4 separate regions of the Homo sapiens genome follow, and all the other regions are linked to region 1. Evidence: chromatin loops called from intact Hi-C (ENCODE). Cell type or tissue: endothelial cell of umbilical vein. All regions are shown on one strand. Region 1 has its middle 5.5 kb from the start of LINC02705. Region 2 has its middle 15 kb from the start of MS4A4A. Region 3 has its middle 13 kb from the start of MRPL16. Region 4 has its middle 19 kb from the start of MS4A6E.

The links. Peaks named below come from ENCODE experiments on the same cell type or tissue, not always from the same donor. Only the 100,000 strongest peaks of a DNase experiment are listed, where the experiment ranks them.
Region 2: it touches region 1 in a loop (8-fold over the local background); 9 of 110 quality-filtered maps call a loop at or near these places.
Region 3: a loop joins it to region 1, with 8 times the contacts of the local background. A loop is called at or near these places in 3 of 110 quality-filtered maps.
Region 4: it touches region 1 in a loop (7-fold over the local background); 2 of 110 quality-filtered maps call a loop at or near these places.

What each region holds. Positions count from the first base shown.
Region 1 is chr11:60,167,367-60,172,366 of GRCh38, forward strand. It overlaps a transcript of MS4A6A not described here. Among named protein-coding and RNA genes, the nearest start is that of LINC02705, 5.5 kb to the left of the region's middle. RefSeq lists an enhancer at 1,047-2,246. In endothelial cell of umbilical vein, a CTCF peak has its summit at 2,383; DNase peaks (open chromatin) are centred at 2,145 and 4,835; H3K27ac peaks cover 2,078 bases.
Region 2 is chr11:60,263,054-60,268,053 of GRCh38, forward strand. No RefSeq gene overlaps it. Among named protein-coding and RNA genes, the nearest start is that of MS4A4A, 15 kb to the right of the region's middle. In endothelial cell of umbilical vein, a CTCF peak has its summit at 2,742 (motif pointing right); a DNase peak (open chromatin) is centred at 2,758; H3K27me3 peaks cover 745 bases.
Region 3 is chr11:59,821,199-59,826,198 of GRCh38, forward strand. No RefSeq gene overlaps it. Among named protein-coding and RNA genes, the nearest start is that of MRPL16, 13 kb to the left of the region's middle. In endothelial cell of umbilical vein, a CTCF peak has its summit at 1,965 (motif pointing right); a DNase peak (open chromatin) is centred at 1,973.
Region 4 is chr11:60,343,338-60,348,337 of GRCh38, forward strand. It overlaps a transcript of MS4A6E not described here. Among named protein-coding and RNA genes, the nearest start is that of MS4A6E, 19 kb to the left of the region's middle. In endothelial cell of umbilical vein, a CTCF peak has its summit at 2,416 (motif pointing left); a DNase peak (open chromatin) is centred at 2,284; H3K27me3 peaks cover 1,575 bases.

The DNA.
Region 1 (5,000 bases):
TTATGTGGTGAATCATATTTATTGATTTGTATATGTTGAACCAATTTCACATCCCAGAAATAAACCCTACCAAAAATAATAAAATTAAACTTCTGAAAGCAATAAGAAAATGTATTTTAAATGTACAGTAAATAGTATAATTGGTATTGAGATATTAAATTTTTTAAATAATCAAGAACAGCCTGGGCGTGGTGGCTCACGCCTGTTATCCCAGCACTTTGGGAGGCTGAGATGGGCGGATCACGAGGTCAGGAGATTGAGACCATCCTGGCTAACACGGTGAAACCCCGTCTCTACTAAAAATACAAAAAATTAGCTGGGCGCAGTGGCAGATGCCTGTAGTCCCAGCTACTCGGGAGGCTGAGGAAGGAGAATGGTGTGAACCCGGGAGGCAGAGCTTGCAGTGAGCCAAGATCACGCCATTGCACTCCAGCCTGGGTGACAGAGTGAGACTCCGTCTCTCTCGAAAAAAAAAAAAAAGGCTTTATACCTCCACCCATCTTCTAGTAGTCCTTGAGCTGGAGTGTCTGGGTGGGACACTCAGTCCCTGCAGGATGCATCATCCTTCTCCCTCTTAGGCATTTTCCAGAATTGCTGCTCTGGGGACAATTGCCTCCACAAAGTTAACAGTACTTCATGGAGTTGCTTATCAATTTTCTTTCACGCAACCCCAGCCAAAATCAAATCAATCTACATCTGTGTGCAGGTCACCTACTGGGGATGCATTTTGTCCCAAGAGGTAGCCCCCTGGAGTAGGGAAACTTTCCCCTTTTTTATGGCACAGACTCTCTGGTCTCACCTACAGCCCTCTGCTTCCCTGAGGGCCGCCATGGAAGTAGTCACCTTATGTATGCAGCACCCCACATAGAGTGAGGACAGTGGCCAGGGAACCAAAGGCACTCAGGGGCACAGAGCCCAACACAAAGTCCCTCATGTGGGAGGTAAAGTGTTCATCATTTGGCCCTTGGGTAGTCAGATGGAACAGCCTGCCACACACCCATCTCCCAAATTACATGCACTAAATCTAGATACGACTGCCATTTACTCACAGTTTCTGGTATTTCTTTGGCATCTTTCCATATCGTTCAAATGGCCACCATCAGCCATTCAATTAGGGTGTGGTCGCCTTGCCCTGTGCTAACCACCTGCTCACCTGCAATCACTGACGGAGGGAGGGATGAGTCATAATGGAAGCCAACTTCTCCATTTCAGAGGCAGAGCAGACGATGCTGTTGGCTCCCTCATCCCAAAGATGAGGCATCGAGGCAGGTAGGGGTTCCCCCAAGCACTGCTGACACTGTTTATCTAATTCCCACAATATAATTGGGGTATAGGCACTGTAAGACATGTGCTCTGTCATGGTAGGGGGTCCCCAAGCCCAACCCTGGGGCCCCAATGACTGTTCCTGCTCTATTTTCTGATGGACCACTGGGCAAACTCGCAACTGATGTTCTTCTTCCTCAGTATCAGACTGAGCAGGAGTCTCTGACTGGGATGGTGGGCCCAAGCCCACACTAATGGCAGACTCTAATTCTCATTCCAAGCTGTGTGTCTGGGCCTCTGGGTTTCTGTTTGTGCCTGGAGGTCCCCTACCTTTGCTGCATCCTGCAGGGACTGAGTGTGCACTTACCGTAGTACAGTCAAAAACGCCCATTGAACTATGCCAGCAAAGGTATTGTCCTCTCATTGCTCTGTGCTTACAGGTACTTCAGTGCCTTCTCCATGCTCACAGGAGACCTGTCCACCACCACCCATGTTTCCACCAAGGCCCATCCTAGCAGCACAGCTACCATCAGGTACCACAACACATGCTGGGGCCACATGGCTGACCTGGGATCATTGAGGCCAAGGGCTCACTCATCTTGGGATCCTACTGACTATGCCAATTGACAGGTTCCAACCTGAGCTGGGTTCTGAAGGGAGCTGGTGGACACGTGGTGGGTAGCTGAAAGAACACTTGGATTGTAGGCAGTTGGAACGTGGCTTTATTCTCTCTCCTGTCCTACAGAGTCAGCAGTGCAGTTATATTACTCACAGACAGAGTGGCTCAAAGCCAGGTATGAGCTCACACAAACAGATTATAGTAAATGGTTACATAATGCATGGGGTTGTGCACCTGCGCTCCAAACCCGCTGTGTCATACCATACCGGATGTTTACCTTGGCCTACTCCTGACTGAAGCACAGCCACTTTCCTTACAATAATAAATAACTTTTGAAAAATGCATAGTTTCCCCTCACTGATGACATGTGGAGACACTGTAAAGGACAAAGGTAGCAAGTGTGATTTCCTGTGGTCAAGTTAGATACCTCCAGTGAATTCCAGATACCTTGTTTTGCCTTTTTCTATTTCTCTTGGGAGAAAAGTTGTTCCTCGTTATCACCATAAGGTGTCAGTAGAGTCAACTGTGCAGAAATTGGGAAAGGCCAATAATTCTAAAATCTTTCTCCTGCAAAGGGAAGAGAAAACATGTTTCCTACACAGTCTGAGTCATCCTATTTAGAGCATTCTACAACTTTCTTTCTCTCTTTTTTTTCCTCTCTTTCCTTTTTTTTTGTTTTTTCAAGGTCTTGCTCTGTCCACCAAGCTAGAGTGCAGTGGCAAGATCATGGCTCAATGAGCCTCAACCTCTCAGTTTCAGGTGATTTTCCTGCCTCAGCCTCTTGAGTAGCTGGGACTACAGGCATGTGTCACCACACCTGGCTAATTTTTTTTTTTTTTTTTTATAGAGATAGGGTTTGGTCATGGTCTCCAGGCTTGTCTCAAACTCCTGAACTCAAGCAATCTGCCCGCCTCAACCGCCCAAAGTGCTGGGGTTACAGGCAAGAGCCACTGTGCCTGGCCCAGACTTTCTTGAAGAAATGAAAGATTTCATGAGTATAATCAGGTTCCAAATCCCAGCGATGTATTGGGGTTGAAGTTAATTTTAGACATAGAGGGTGGAAGTGGAAGGGGAAGGAAAGTTGGACTATGGAAGTGAAAGCAAAGGGAAGTAAACACACAATAAAACTCGAGTTCACTGAGCATCTTTCATGTGTCAGCTATATTGGTAACTGCTTTACAAAGGTTATCTCAATACATCTTCTATCTCAAGGTAGGCATCATTCTCACTTGACTTGGGCTGAAGGGGCATTGCTACTTGAAAGAAAAGATATCAGTGGATGACATGGCAGTGAGGTTGAGCCTAGGATAAAAAGTGGCTTTGAGTGTTGCCTAAAGGGCTGGATGCCTTCTCTGATAAACAAGTCAAAGCTGAAGAGAGACCCGGGGGGAACTTTGAAGACCAGAAGTTTGACTGGGTAATCAGTAAGACTTCTGGTATCCAGAGTGCTGTGGTGGTGGTGAAGACATGGTGGCAGGGGGTGAGGAACAAAGCTGGAGTGTGAGTACAGTAGATGAATACACCAATTGTGGACTCTGAGTCATAGTCCTCTCCTGTGGCAGAAGGTGGCACCATGTGATTGATATGGGGGATGTGGATTTTCAAAAGAAGGACTCTCTCTCACACATACACATACACACACACAAACACACACACACACACACCTGTTTATCCCCTACATTCTTTTAGGCAGAAGAAGGTATGCTTTATTCTGTGTTCAAATAATAGTTAGTGCCCTGTATATATCCCTAATTTCACTGTCATCTCTGTTTCTCTTATTTGACATAGTGTCTGGTATCCAATAAGCGTCAATAAAAGTTGAATGTCCACAGTAGGTAAATAAATAAAAGAAATGGTGTGTGTCAGTGGGGGGTGCAATGGACAGGGAGAAGACATAATGAACGAGAGTTTGAAGATAAAGCTAAAATCAAAGAATCTGACAGTCCAGTTTCAGCCTGGAAAAGAAAACAGCAGAAAAGCTGAGTATCAGGATATCTGATACAGTGGGTATGACCCCTGCTACAGTGGGTAAAAGCAAGGGAAACATGACCAGTTCTTTCAATGAAATGGAGCTCATGTAAAATTGAAATACTTTTCTACGTGTGTGTGTGTACACACATGCTGAAACTTAATATTTATACACAAACAATTGGTCTTTCTTGCAATAAGAAAATAAGTATGAACTGGTCGATGCTTCATAAAAAATGAGTATTCCTGGTTAGCTTTTGTTTGCTCATTAGTTTTGTTTGAATATTTGATGGGGAGAAAATGGAGTTCCAATTTGGGTTTATGTCTGTCATTGTTGACTTATTCTGTGTTTAAGGGAAAAAACAACAAAACGAGTGTTAAAACAAAATATGCACTCAAAAATTTTATTTTGAAGCCAGCTACTTTCATATACCCTGAGACTTCATTATATGGGGCTTGCCTTTATGCACTAATGAGTTAAAATACATAGGATAAAACACTAGCACCTGTATAAAAAAGTCTGAGCACCACAACAAATCAGTTAACTCCTGTTGACAATTAAGGGGTACAATAAAAAGTTGTGTCCTTTGCTTCACTGTGATCCATTGAATGATCATTCTGTCTAGTTTTCTGGGAAACATTTTCTGGGAAATGTTTCTGGGAATGATCATTCTGCCTTGTTTTCTGGAAATTCAGACTATTTGGCTAATCTAGTAAATGGTAATTTACAGCCCCGTGCTTTTGCTGAAGTCAATGTCAGGCAAATCAAGAGATCCCCAATGAACACATATCTTAAATGACAGTGAAATAATGGTTTTTTTTAATGTTCATTACTTTAAAAGCTTACATTTAGGAAACTCAAGCTTTGCTTTTCTATAATGGTTAACTTTTCCATATTATCATAAGAATCAACTTTCTGATTAATATTTCTCCCTTTTTTCTTAAGAAGTCAATAGTTCTTCATATCCACAGTCATGAGTCATTTTTGAGGACATGCCAGAATTACCAATGTAACTGTGAGGCAGGAAAAGTACACTCTAGAAGAAACAAAATATGTTAGGTCTTCAGACTTCAATCAGGTTCAAGATAGATGTATATATGCCATTTTTCCAACTGTATACATAGAATTCTTAGCTAATCCAAGATAAGT
Region 2 (5,000 bases), 96 kb after region 1:
CTGGTTGTCAGTTATTCCACATTTTTTTCGGACGTAATATAATATACTTTCAAATAAATCTCTTGTGGAAATTGACTTAATGTTCTTTATGTCCATGTGGAATGAGTATGACTAGCCAAAAGTATTTTAATAAAGACTAATGTTGAAGTAAAGACAGTACTATCAGAAATTAAAATGGAGTATACAATAACTAATACAAGTGATGCGTTGTGTTAAAAAAGACTGAATGGCAAGAAAATGAGAATAGAATGCCCACATAGTAATCATAGAAAAAATATAAATGGATGAAGTGCAGGACCAGACAATTTAACTAAAGAAATAGAAATGGCCATGCACTTATGCATGAAAAAATGGATTTGAAAGCAAATAATTTGTATAATGAAATAAACGAAAAGTGATGTGTTTTGAAATGCAAAAAGAAAAAAAAAGTGGTTGGTGGAGAAAAGCTCTGAGAGCACCACAAGAGGAACAGTTAAGATATGAAAGTCCCTGGAAAAGAGGAAGCTGGGACAGGACATGCAACATTGCACTTTTCACAGGATCAGCACCAAGAGCTTGGAGTTCAAGTTCCCAGGTACTTTAGTTCAGTAAGACTATGTGATAGCTGTTATGCGGTCATCTGGGGGCTGGTGGTGAAACTCAAGCCCTGCCGTCTTCTTATTGTGTTTAGTCGGAATGTACAACAATTATGCCCATGAGGCAATTTCATGGCATGGCATTGGTATATTTGCTTCAGGGCTAGAGTGACAGTCAAGTGAGGAAGACTGAAGCCGAAGACTGAACATCAGAGTTATACATCTTGACATCCTTTGTCCTTACTTGTATTTTAAAAACCCAGGCCCAGATAACTCCAACACTCGGTTTCTCCTATATCTGACATTTGGAACCTTGTATTATTAGTTCAGAAGAAGTACTGAAGAGGCCTCAGTGCACAGGCTCGGGACTGATCCTGTAACAAAGGTGATCAGATGACACCCAGGCCCAGCTGGTCTCAGCCAAATGGCTCAGGGTTGACCCTAAATATGGAAAACCAGAGAATCAGGACTATGGCTGCCTACCATGCCCTGAATAACCAGTTATATGGATTGTCATCTGGTAGAAATCCTATGCAGGGGGTGTTAATGTCATCCTTTGTGGAGTCTCTTGGTTGGATCTTCAACCACTTAATATTTTCATCAAGAATTTAGTTGCTGATCCTATTTGCAAATGATCCAAAAACAAGAAGTATAATTTATAAAACGAGAGTGTCCAGATTGAAGATACAACCCAAAAGTCTGGAACATGAGCGTTGGAATACAGATCAAATTTAATCAGGTAAAATTAAAGTCCCAAGCTTATGTTTAAAAACAAATCACCTGCACAAACCTGAGATGGGACTAGAACTTGCTTAACAGAAGTTAATGTGAGAAAGGCCTGGGCCCTTCTACTAGTTAGCTGAAAGGATGGAGACAGAAGCAAAAGACTCTCCAAGAAGTCTGCCTTTGCCTCTAGAGCAATGGATCTCAATCTTGTCTGAGCATTGGGATAACTTGGGAAACTTTAACACGTACTAACACATGAGCCCCATTACCAGGTATTCTGATTTAATTAATATGGATTATGGTTGGAGAGTCAAAATTTTTTGTAGCTCTTTAGCGGATTCTACCGTATAGTCAATGTTGCCAATTACTGCTATAAGCCTGTAGATATCAAACTTGAGTGTGTATCAAAATCTGGAGGGCTTCTTAAAACACAGAATGCACACCGAGACTGTCTGATTCAATAGGTCTGGGGTAGGGTATTTGCATGTCAACCACAATGTCAGGTGATACTGATGCTACTACTCTGGGAACCACATTTTAAGAGCTACTGCTCTAGACGAACCTGGAGTTCTCCAGATGCAACTAAAGGCTTTTTAAATTCTACCGCTGGTATTGAGCCAGAATGCATAGAACCTGGCCCTGTGCCTATCTTCTCTTCTGAGTAGGATTTATTCCATAAGCTTTGGCCTTCTCTTTACATCTTCATATCTGTGTCTGGAGGGTAGGGCCAAGTTGGACTTCGGGATACTAAACTGAGGCCTTTTATTGTAAGGACAGAGAGTAGGATGTGATGTCTTGATGCTGCTTCAGGTTACTAGAGGAGACAATGATCTCAGTTCAGAACCAAGCTTAAAGTTATATATCTCTCGGGGACTATTTGTCCCAGGAATGCAAGCTAGGATTTACTTTTCAATCTTTCCCCAGTTTCTTTCCCAAAAGTAACATATCTTTGGGAAGAAATTAGGGTAAATGAGCAATGGTAAGCTCAAATCCTGGCATCAGGAAAATTCTCCTAGCACTCATGGTATGGCCTGTTCACCACTGACCACAAAGACATGTAGAAGGTGGTGCACAATTTTCAGGAGTCCAGAAATACAAACAGTTCTCTTAATACTTGCTCTGTAGTCTCAATTGTTGTCATCTCTTTCCACACACACATGCATGCACACACACGCACACACATGCACACAGGCAGTTCTTACAATATTGAGATGCTTTGCTTAGACTGGGCTGTATATAAGAGACCTGATTTACATCTTATAAAAATAGAACATCAGAGTTAGAAGAGACGTGGAAATCTTTCTACACTGAAATATGAGAAGTCTGTGGCCCAGGGAAAGAAAGTGATTCACGTGAGTCATGAAGGTAATGAATGTATAACCCAGTTTTTCTGTTTTTCCTATTATCCCCTTCATTTTGACATTGAGGTGTCATATTTAATTGAGCCACAAGAGGGAGGCAGTGGACAAGAAATTGTCCTACCTAATTTGAATTCCTACCTAATCTGGTGTCTTCTGGGAAGACCTTATGAAAAGTCAACTCCCAGCTCTGGTCTTGTATACTAGCGCTGGGTTGGGTCCCATTTCTATCCCATATTCTCTGGGAATCTAGTAGATACAGCAAGTCATCCCTCTGACCCTTAGCTTTTTCATCTGCTAAATTTTGTAGGTATTATTTAGATATTATTACTTATATTGAAAGGTGTTAGTGAGGATACCTGAGAATGAATTTTCAAAACATCACAAGTTGATTTTCAAGATAGTATTAAAGTGCTTTAATTTCAAAGGGTGCTTTTTGTACCATCCTAACTTTATACCACTTTTTTGTCCACTCCCACCCCATTCTCTGCACTCTGGTGAACTGAAAAACATATTTTAGATTTTATCTAATTGTTATTTACTCTACTCTCCTCTCCCTTCTCCTGTCTTTCCCCACATTCTGTAAAATGTGAGCACATGCATGATGGAGGAGGGTGTGGATACAGCTAGAGGGAGAGGTTGAGACTGCACATCTCACCTGGTCTCATATTCTGAAAAATCTGGGTTATAAATGGCACACCAGAGACATTACCATGCCCTCCTCTCTGCTTTTTGGAACATGGATCTTATTGCAGAAGGTGAGGGTTTGGGAAGGCTTCGGGATGAGTGGCCAGGTGGCAACATCTGTGCCTGGCTTCTTCCCTTCTTGGTGGAACAGCCACTGGCCTCTCATAAGGGAAATAACCTGAACCAGCCCGACCCTGAGAGCCTCCCTCATGGTGTTGGACTTATAGATCACACATTAAGGAAATATGTCCATGAGAGATTTTAGGATGACTCATATGGTTTCATGGATCTAGAAGTGACTTTGAAAGTGAATGAACCAACCTAGTAGTTTCTAGTGAAGCTGACTGATGGAAATGAACCAAGCATTTATTTTCCAATGCCATAGAGTGGATCGGTGAAAGCTGGGTGGAGAGAGGATTAAAAGAAGTGAAATAAAGTTAGGACTTCTGAACGTTTCTCTAATACCCATTCCCATCATGGTTGGGCCAGTACCATTTTTGGAGTTTTTGTTTTGTTTCTCTTTCCCTTTATTTTACACAGTATAGAAATTCACTGACTACTCCTCAGATTTTTCCAGTCCTGCCTCCCCAGAGGGACTCACATCCCTTTTCATGGCAGTAACCACCTGGTGTTGCTCGAGCACCTCCTAGGATTCCCACTCGTTACTCAAAATGGATAATAAAGAAATTTTCTCAAACGCAATTTAGGTGAATAAAATTTAATCTAATAATATGTGTGAACTATTCTTCTGAAATAATAATGCTGAGATAATGAGTGGAACCACGCATTTATTTTCTTGAACCTGATAATACAAATCCCTAGCAGTTATCTGGACCAACAAGTGGTAAGAGCAGAGGTCTTGAGGTGAGCACGTTCCATGCTTCTGAGGAAACAGTACGTCTGGAGACACATTGAGACTGGAATAGGGAGAGGAGAAGGCAATGTTGTCTGAGATTTCTGGGGGGCTGGATTATAAAGCGACTTATTAAGGAGATACGGCTTATTTTGAGTGAGGTAGGAGGCATTGGAAGATTTTCAGCAAAGGGAAGACAGGATCTAACTTGCATCTTAACAGGACCACTCTGGCTGCCTGTCTTGGTAAGAACCGACTGAAGGGAGGCGAGGGAAGATGTGGGGAGAGTAGCGAGGAGGCTCCGGCAGTAGTCCCAGAGAGAGGATGGTGGGTTGTGTTGTTGGAACACAGCATCACTGCTCATTCAAATCCTAGGAGGTGGGTGCCTACGCCTCTCTTTCTTTCACTCCCCACATTCAGTCATTTTGAAGGCTCAGGTATCAGTAAAAGTGTCCCCAAGAAACATAATTCATCCCATGTGACTTATTTAAGGGATTTTTATGAAGACCTCGCAGAATTTGGGCAGAGTTAAGGGAACGAAGAAGGAAAGGGAGGTCACTACAGACAAGAAAAGCAGGAAGGTATGAGAAGAGAACACACTATTATGGGGACCAATAAAGAGCAGAAGTCTTGTAAGAAGAGCTGCTTTGTAGTATAACTGTGGAAGAAGTAGCTACTTCCAAAGGCTGTGTCAATGCAGAGAGAATAGGAAAGCAATGCTTTGTCCTTTCTCTCTTTCCAGCCTCTAATTCTCCAAACAAACCTGAATGGTTTGCTTTACTGTCACACATTTATAGGGGA
Region 3 (5,000 bases), 350 kb before region 1:
CTGACCTCAGGTGATCCACTGGCGTCGGCCTCCCAAAGTGCTGGGATTACAGGCATGAGCCACTGTGCCCAGCTGGTTGTATATTTTCATTTTTTTCAGTTTTCAATATATCTTGATTGTTTTTGAAGTAGGACCATTTATAATTTTTATGCAGTAAAATCTGTCAGTAATAGTCTTAAGAATTTTGACTTTCAGCCAGGTGCAGTGTCTCATGCCTGTAATCCCAACACTTTGGGAGGCTGAGATGAGTATTGCCTGAGCCCAGGAGTCCAAGACTGGCTTGGGCAAAACAGCAAGAGTCCATCTCTACAAAAATAAAATATTGGCCAGACTTGGAGGCTCATGCCTGTACTCCCTGTTGCTTGAGACGCTGAGGCAAGAGGATTGCTTGAGCCCAGGAGGCTGAGGCTGCAGTGAGCTGTGATTGTGCCACTGCACTCCAGCTTGGGCGACATAATAAGACCCTGTCTCAGAAAAAAAAAAAAGAAAGAAAAAGAATAAGTCAAATATATTAATAATAATATTAATATTTGACTTACTTTGATAATTCAAAATATATTGATACTGCTTATAAAGGCCAGAGGTAGGGATATAACATAATTCTTTCTCAAAGTTGAAAATTCTCATTTAATATGTGACTTTATTTATTTATTTATTTTTTGAGACAGAGTCTCACTCTGTCGCCCAGGCTGGAGTGCAGTGGCGCGATCTCGGCTCACTGCAAGCTCTGCATCCCGGGTTCATGCCATTCTCCTGCCTCAGCCTCCTGAGTAGCTGGGACTACAGGTGCCCACCCCCATGCCCGGCTAATTTTTTGTATTTTTAGTAGAGAGGGGGTTTCACCGTGTTAGCCAGAATGGTCTCGATCTCCTGACTTTGTGATCCACCTGCCTCGGCCAATCAAAGTGCTGGGATTACAGGCGTGACCCACCGCGCCCGGCCTATTTATTTTTATTTTTTATTTTTTTGAGACAGAATCTTGTTCTTTTGCCTAGGCTGGAGTGCAGTGGCGTGATCTCTGCTCACTGCAGCCTCCGCCTCCCAGATTCAAGTGATTCTCCTGCCTCAGCCTCCAGAGTGGCTGGGATTATAGGCGCATGCCACTATGCCTGACTAATTTTTGTAGTTTTAGTAGAGATGGGGTTTCACCATATTGGCCAGACTGGTCTTGAACTTCTGACCTCAAATAGTTCATCTGCCTCAACCTCCCAAAGTGCTAGGATTACAGGCGTGAGCCACCGGGCCTGGCCTTAATATGTGACTTTATAATGTACTAAATTCTCACAGCTTTCGGGAGTTCCTTTTGACATTTTCTTCCATTCACATGCTCTGAGACTGGTGCTACATTGTTTTAGTCATTGCCACTTTATTACACATTTTTATATCTGTTCAGTCAAGTTCTTTGTTTTTGCACTCTGCAAAAAAACATACTGGCTATGTTTAACATGTTTGTTCTTCAAGATAAAATTAAGTTCCACACTCTCTGTTTTCATTTTCTTGGCTAGAATTCTCATTCCTCTCTTTTTTTTTTTTCATTTTAATCTGAGAACCATTTGCACTTCTGACAAAGTTGAGGCTTTTGCTATTTCAAAGAATTGCAGGATCTCAGTTTGAGGCGACTGGAGGTGTCAGATATTTAGTTCCAGTTCCTCAACAGTGTACTTCAATCACATACTTGTTATATAGGTTATTCACACATCTAATTAAAGACAAGTGCAATTGTATACAATCCCTAAATGGAGGGAAAGTATTTGCTAGCAATCTTCCTTTCTTTCTTTTCTGCATCTTCACAAAATAGTTATGCTCAATCGACCCTTCCCCACTTTACCCTCCTAAGTAGCTGTCACTATAGATCTGTGCTACAAGGCCCGGCTAATGTTTAAATTTTTCATAGAGACGGTGTTTCATTATGTCGCCCCAGCTGGTCTACGAACTCCTGGGCTCATACGAGACTTTACCGTGTATGTCCAGTAGAGGTCACAAAGTGCTTATTATAGACACTGAAACCTCAACCAAATGCGTGCTTGGGCATTTGCATTATGCAATAATGAGCACACATAAATGATTATAATTAGGGGGAATTGTTACACTTTAATTCATTCTTCTCTATTACACTCAATACATTAGGATAGAGAGCTTATTATAAGCAGTATACATATCTCAGAGAATACAATTCTTAAGACTTTTCCAAAAATAAAGAGAATTTTAGAGATGATTCTATGCCAAATCTCTGAGTATAGATAAAGAAACTGATCTTTGAGTTAATTAGAGACTCGTCTGGGTCACTCACCTTGTTTATGAGCAAATACAGGAGTGACAACTCAAAATCTTTTGATCCCAAGATCAGATTTCTTCACACTGTATCTGTAGACTATGTTTTCCAATAGTAACTTAATCTTTTCTGAACTAAAATAATTAATTAATTCAATATAAATATTTATGCCAGATGCTGTGCTAGGTGATGAAGATATATTGTTAAGCAAAAATGATCCTTGCTTGTGAGACTATGAGAAAAATGTGAGTAGAGGCAGTAAAATAATGACCAGAAAAACCTCAGAGGTAATGTTAGGTTTCTTCCTGATTAGGTACTTTCTATGCATATTCAGTACTGATTTTGTTTGGTATGTTCAGTAATTTTGTGTCTTTCTATTTTTAAAATTTAATTTATTTTTTGAAGTTAAAATTTGCATTCTAACTTCAAAATATAAATTGTATTCTCTGAGATATGTATACTGCTTATAATAAACTCTCTATCCTAATGTACTGAGTGTAATAGAGAAGAATGAATTAAAGTGTAACAACTCCCTCTAATTATAATCATATGAAATAATACGAAGAAAAACAGTTATCATATTACAAATTTCTTCTCATTAATTGCTATGAGAGTTTACTACTACCCAACATAAAACTGAGTGCATAATAAATACAAATGCACCTTTCTATGAAACTCCTCTTATAAAAATTGAAGTAAACATTAAATTTCCAAGTGAAAGGAAACACTACAGTGTTTAATAAATGTATTTGCTTCATCTTCCAAATCTATGAGCATCCATCCTTTTTTTTTTTGAGACAGAGTCTCGCTCTGTCGCCCAGGCTGGAGTGCAGTGGCGCGATCTCGGCTCACTGCAAGCTCCGCCTCCCAGGTTCACGCTGTTCTCCTGCCTCAGCCTCCCAAGTAGCTGGGACTACAGGCGACCGCCACCACGCCTGGCTAATTTTTTGTATTTCTTAGTAGAGACGGGGTTTCACCGTGTTAGCCAGGATGGTCTCCATCTCCTGACCTCGTGATTCGCCCGCCTCGGCCTTCCAAAGTGCTGGGATTACAGGCGTGAGCCACCGCACCCGGCCGCAACCATCCTTTTAAAAAAAAAAAAAAAAAATTTTAGATTCAGGGGGTACACGTGCAGGTTTGTTACATAGGTATATTGTGTGATGCTGTGGTTTGGGCTTCTAATGAGCCTGTCACTCAAGTAGCGAACATAGTACCTGATAAATAGTTTTTCAACCCTTGCCCCACTCCTTGTCTCCCGTCTCATCTCCAGTGTTTATTGTTTCCATCTCTCTGTCCATATGTACCCAATGTTTAGCTTTCACTTATTTTATTTTTTATGTTTTTTGAGATGGGGTCTTGCTCTGTCACCCAGACTGGATGGAGTGCAGTGGTGTGATCATTGCTCACTGCAGCCTCAACCTCTCTGGCCCAAGTGATCCTCCCAACTTACCCTCCCAAGTAGCTGTCATTATAGACATGTGCTACTATGCCCGGCTAATGTTCAAATTTTTCATAGAGACAGTATTTCATTATGTTGCCCCAGCTGGTCTGTGAACTCCTGGGCTCAAGCAGTCCTCCCACCTTGGCCTCCCAGCATGCTGGGATTACAGGTGTGAGCCACTCCCCTCAGCCTTAGCTCCCACTTATAAGTGAGAACATTCAATATTTGGTTTTCTGTTTCTGCATTAATTCATTTAGGATTGCAGCCTCCAGCTGCAACCATGCTGCTACAAAGGACATGATTTCATTTTTTTTTATGGCTATGTAGTATTCCATGACCTATATGTAACGTATTTTCTTTATCCAATCTACCATCATGGGCACCTGGGTTGATTCCGTGTCTTTGCTATTGTGAATAGTGTTGTGATGAACATATGAGTGCAGATGTCTTTTTGGCAGACCATTTATTTTCCTTTGGGTATATATCCAGTAATGAGATTTCTGGATTGAATGGTAATTCTATTTTTAGTTCTTTGAGAAATTTCCAAACTGCTTTTCATAGGAGCTGAACTAATTTGCATTTCCACCAACAGTGTATAAGTGTTTCCTTTTCTCCTCAACCTTGCCAACATCTGTTATTTATTGATCATTTAATGATATCCATTCTGATTTGCGTGATATAGCCTCTCATTGTGATTTTGATTTGCATCTCTCTGATGATTGATGATGTAGAACATTTTTTCATATGTTCGTTGGCTGCTTGTGTGTTTTCTTTTGAGAAGTCTCTGTTCATGTCCTTTGCCTACTTTTTAATGGGATTGGTTTTTTTTTTCTCGTTTATTTGTTTAAGATCCTTATAGGTTCTGGATATTAGTTCTTTGCTGGATTCAGAGTTTGCAAATATTTTCTCCCATTCTGTAGGTTGTCTGTTTACTCTGTTGGTAACTTCTTTTTTTTTCTTTCCTTGGTTGTTTTTATTTTTATTTTTATTTATTTTTTTCGAGACAGAGTCTCCTTTTATTGCACAGGCTGGAGTGCAGTGGCACGATCTTGACTCACTGCAACCTCTGCCTCCTGGGTTCAAGTGATTCTCCTGCCTCAGCCTCCCAAGTAGCTGGGATTATAGGTGCCCACCACCATGCCCGGCTAATTTTTGTATTTCTAGTAGATATGGCATTTCACCATGTTGGCCAGGCTGATCTTGAACTCCTGACCTCAAGTGATCTGCCCACCTCACCCTCCCAAAGTGCTGGGATTACAGGCATGAGCCACCGCGCCCAGCTGGTAA
Region 4 (5,000 bases), 180 kb after region 1:
ACCTTTTTTTTGCATAAGTGTCCCCCAATTATTAATTCTACTATAAAGATTATAATTAGACAGAATATTACAGCAATTAGAATTTTCCAACCGGAATTCCATATTGCAGGTGCCACAATGTATAGTTGTGTTGCAAATAGTAGAGCGCATGTATCAATTCCCGGAAAGGTGGTGTAGTAGATAATTTACGTCTAAAACTTTTACTCGCCAAGATGTAGAATTTCTCCTTGGGGTTCTATGAAGTTACAAATGTAATCCCATGTATAATTAAAATCTCCCTGCAAATATGTGTTAAAAAGAAGTGCTAATATCTGGCTGCGAATCTCGAGAGGAAATGTTGAAATGACAAAAAGTATCTGGTGAGTTAAAGGTGGGACTGAGTAAGATGGGTAGCCCTTACTTACTTACTTATCTTTTATGATTTTCAGCTTAAGATCTCCTATTTTTTGTCATTGATGTCCAGGACGTTCTTCTGGGCTGTCAGAGGTTGCTCTCTCAGCTTTCCAGGCTTTGACTGGAGTGTGATGTATGCAGGAATTAATACCTGTAACTTTTACTGCTGAGGGGGTTGAAAGAACAGTGTAGGGCCCTTCCCAGCTTGGGGTCAGGAAGAGAGAGAGAAGGGAGAGCTTTCACCAATACCAAATCTCCTGGGTTAAATAAAGGTGATCCTATTTCTTGGAGTTGGGCTTTTGCTAACTGTGTTAATTCCTGCTGGAAGTGAGCCAGAGAGGTTACATGCTCAACCAACTCAGAGATTTCTTAATTTAATAGAAAATCATTGGTAAGGAAAGACCATCCATACAGCATTTTAAAAGGGCTCACTTTGTCTGCCATTGTCACTTTGGAGGTATTTAAGTAGACCACAGCGGGGAGTTATTTCATTAACTAACACTTTATTACCTCAGATGCCTTTTCTGTATGGCATGAAAATGCTTCTAACCAGTTGGCGAAAGTATCTGTCCCTACCAGGAGATATTGGATGCCCTTCATCTTTGGCATGTGGGTGAAGTCTGTCTGCCAGTCCTCCCCTGGATAGCTTCCTATTCTTTGGGTTTGAGGAGGAAGGAGCCACCTGTTCAGGGGATTATTTTTAAGACAGATTTCACAAGCATTAACAACCTGTTTGGCTGTTTTTGGTAAGTTCTCTCCTGAAAACAATCTCTGGGCACATTGATGAGTTTTATCCTTTCCCAAGTGAAAAGCTTGATGGAGGATTTTAAGGACTTTCCATTGGCTAGAGACTGGCAAGTAGAGTTTGCCATCCTGACTGTAGCCATCCTGAGAGCTGGAAAATATACACTTGAGAAGTGGCCCATTCTATTTCTGCAGGGAAGTACTGAGGTTTAATTTCTTTATGGAACCTTCCCAGATTAGAGGGGCTTGAAGTCCATAGATGTCTTGAGGCTTCCTTGCTGCTGACTTAGCTGCCTGATCAGCTAACCTATTTCCTTCAGCTACTTCATCTTTTCCCTTTTGATGTCCCTTACAGTGTAGCACTGTTATCTTTCATGGAAGGAAAACTGAGGATGATAACCTGCTAATTTCCTGGTGGTTTTTGTTTGTTTGTTTTGTTTTTTTTGTTTGTTTTTTTGTTTTTTGTTTTTTGTTTTTTTGAGACAGAGTCTCACTCTGTGGCCCAGGCTGGTTGCAGTGGCACAATCTCGGCTCACTGCAAGCTCCACCTCCTGGGTTCACGCCATTCTCCTGCCTCAGCCTCCCGAGTAGCTGGGACTACAGGTGTGCGCCACCACACCAGGCTAATTTTTTGTATTTTTAGTAGAGATGGGGTTTCACCGTGTTAGCCAGGATGTTCTCGATCTCCTGATCTTGTGATCCACCCGCCTCGGCCTCCCAAAGTGCTGGGATTACAGGCTTGAGCCACCGCGCCCTGCCCCTGGTGGTATTTTATAGGAGATCCATTAGCAGTAAGAAAGTGTCTTTCCTTCCAAATGGCACCATGAGCATGGAGAACTAAGAAAGTATACTTGGAGTGTAAATATTACCTACCTTTATTTTGCTTAATTCAAGTGCTCTTGTAAGAGCTATCAGTTCAGCTAATTGACTGCTTGTGGCTGGAGAGAGAGACACACTTTGAAAGACGTCATTTAGAGTGGCTACTGCATATCCTGACTGTGGAGCTTCACAGCTACTATCTGTGAAGAGGGTCTAGTCTGGATTTTCTAGGAGAGTTTCCCTGAGATACTCTCTGGCTGCATTGGTTTGTATTATAACTTGTTCACAGTCATATTCAGGTTCCCCAGCTTCCTCTGGAAGGAAAGTGGCTGTGTTTAGGTGAGAACAAGTGTTTAACTCAATTGTGGAAATCTCTAACAACAGAGTCTGTTAAGGAGCTGGCTGGCTGTTAGCCAAAGGCTCCCCCTAGAGGACAGCAATCCTGCCACATTATGTGGGGTGTAAATCATTTCCCAGGGTTAATTTGGTGGCTTCTGGGACCAGTAGGGCCACTGTGGCAATGGCTTGGAGGCATGTATAAATAATAGGTCCCCCCAACTGCAACTAAGGGGTTGAGAAAAATATTAGATTAGAATTTTTCCTGAGATGCCCCTCACGTTCATGCTATGGGAAGAGGGGAGGCCTGGATTAGACAGGAGAAGAGACTGGCTCTGTTGTCCAGAAGGAGGTCTACCTTCCTTCCTTTAATTTCCAGAATCACCTGGGGCTTCTGTGCTGTTCATGACAGTTTGAGCCACTGGAGCTGGAGGTTTGAGCCCCAGGAACCATCAGTCCTATTGGACCATCTGTGAGACTGGTTCTGAAACTGGTGACTTCTGTCTCTGGGAGCAGTCTGATCTCCAGTGATCCATGCTACAGTCTGGACAGGGTCAAGGTGACTTCTTGCTGCCTGGCACTCCTTCTTAAAGTGCCCTGACTTGCCACATCAATAGCATCTAGCGGATGCACCTGAGGAATCCTGGGCTTTGCAAGCCTGCAAAACAGCTACTGGAGGCTCTGTCCTTCTCTTGTGTTTCCTCTCTTTCTCTTGGGCATCCTCCTGTCCCTATTTAAAAGACCAAAGTGGCCATGCTCAGGAGGTTCTCCAAGGTGCTATCTGGTCCTATCACCTGCTGCTGTAGTTTCCTCTTAATGTTGGGAACTGCCTGTGTAATAAACTTGTTCTTTAGGATGAGCCATCCCTTGACTGAATAAGGGGATAGGAAGTGTGTTTTATTAGTGTATCTCTCAGCCTTTCCATAAAGGCTGCAGGATTCTCATCTGGCTTTTGGTCTATCATGGACAGTTTAGAATAATTAAAAGGTTTGGCCCTAGTTCTTTGTAGGCCCTCTAATATACACATTAAAAGTGTTTCCTTTACCATTTATCTGCAGAACTATTGGAGTTCCAATCAGGGTTGGCAAAAAGAACTGCTTCCCTTCCTATTTGGAATGGTGTTTCCATTATTCCTTCACCTTCTCTGTCTCCTTTTCTCCTTTTCAGTCTACTATAAAAAACATGTTGTTCATCTCCAAATTTCTCTGCTAGCTGCAGAGCTGCCTGCTTTTCAGCTGCGGTGAGGGTTTGGCTTAGAAGCAGCATAACATCCCTCCATGCGAGGTCAAACACCTGAGTTAAAGTTCGGAAAGCTTCTATATACCTATTGGGGTCATCAGAAAATTGGCCTAGTCTCCCTTTATTTGCCAAAGGTCCTGAAATGAGCAGGAAATGTGAATCCTAATAGCACAATTTTCATCAGGCATTTCTTGTAGGGGTAAGAGTGAAGCAGGGAAAGTGGGTAGTTTTAGAGATAGTGCAGCTGGAGGAGCTGGTGGCATGGTTAGTGGGGGTCCCAGATAAGGGAGACTGGAAGGGTTGAGACACTCAGTAGCTGTCTCAGATTGTCCCCCTGGAATATGCTTTAGTTTTGGGGAATCATTTCCTATGGAATTTCCTGACATGGCTGCTAAAAGAGCTAGGTTGATTGTGCAATGCTTGCAAGTCTGGGTTATCTTGCAGGGCAAAGAAAGCCTGTACATAGGGGATCTTGGATCATTTGCCCTCCCATCTGTAGAAAAGATCTAATTGTTGGATAATATTAAAATCAAGTCTCCACCGCAGTGGGCCAAGTCTGTTCATCCCCAAGATGGTAAGAAGTTGTACAATAGAATATGAGATGCTTTTTTTTTCAAAGTCTCAGGGTCAGAGGAGTCCCAATGTTCTAGAATGCACTCAAGAGGAAATTCAGGCCAAAGACAATCTGTTATGCATCTAGAAAGAGAACTGAGAAAAAAAAAAAAAAGGCCTATCTTTAGTCTCATTCCTTTTGGTATGACACAGGGTGGAGGCGAAGACAGTGAGGGCATCCACCCTACTGTTTTCTCTCCTTGCTTCCTGTGGTCCCAGCACCTTGTTAAATGTGCTGCCCATGGTTGCAGGCATAACCCCCCACCCCAGCCATGAAACTGGAGGAACTAAGGAATGGGCTTAGTCATGCATACCCATGCAGCCCTAGTTCTCCGCTTCTGATTCCCCTTTGACTCCCTAGACTTGTATGATCTGCATGGCTCCCCAAAAGATGGATCTTGGGAAAGGCTATGTAATAGTTACATTTGGGCAAGACTGCTTTAATGGGAGGGGTGTACTAGATTGAATTCTATATTTTGCTATTATGGCCCATGCTAAAGTGTTTACCCTTAGACAGCGATTCGGGTTAACTTCTGGACATAAAATCCCCTTACCATTTAAGTACCATTCTAACTAAAGGCAGAAGAGGTTTCTTTAAAAAACCCAGGAACCAAATGGTGGTTTTCCTGCTAACAGGACAGTCTCAGAACTAAAATTGGAGGACATTTTTCTCCTAATGGTTAAAGGTAGAGTTTTTTTCCATTCACAGAAGGAGCATAAAGCCTGGTCTCTTGTGGAGGGGCGCACAAAGGGAGGAAATTGGAAAAGCTAGAGTGTTTCAGCAAAGGACTGACAATGTGCCCAGTGAGAGGATTCTTATTCCACTGGGTGATGCTGTTGACCTAGAAATACCACGT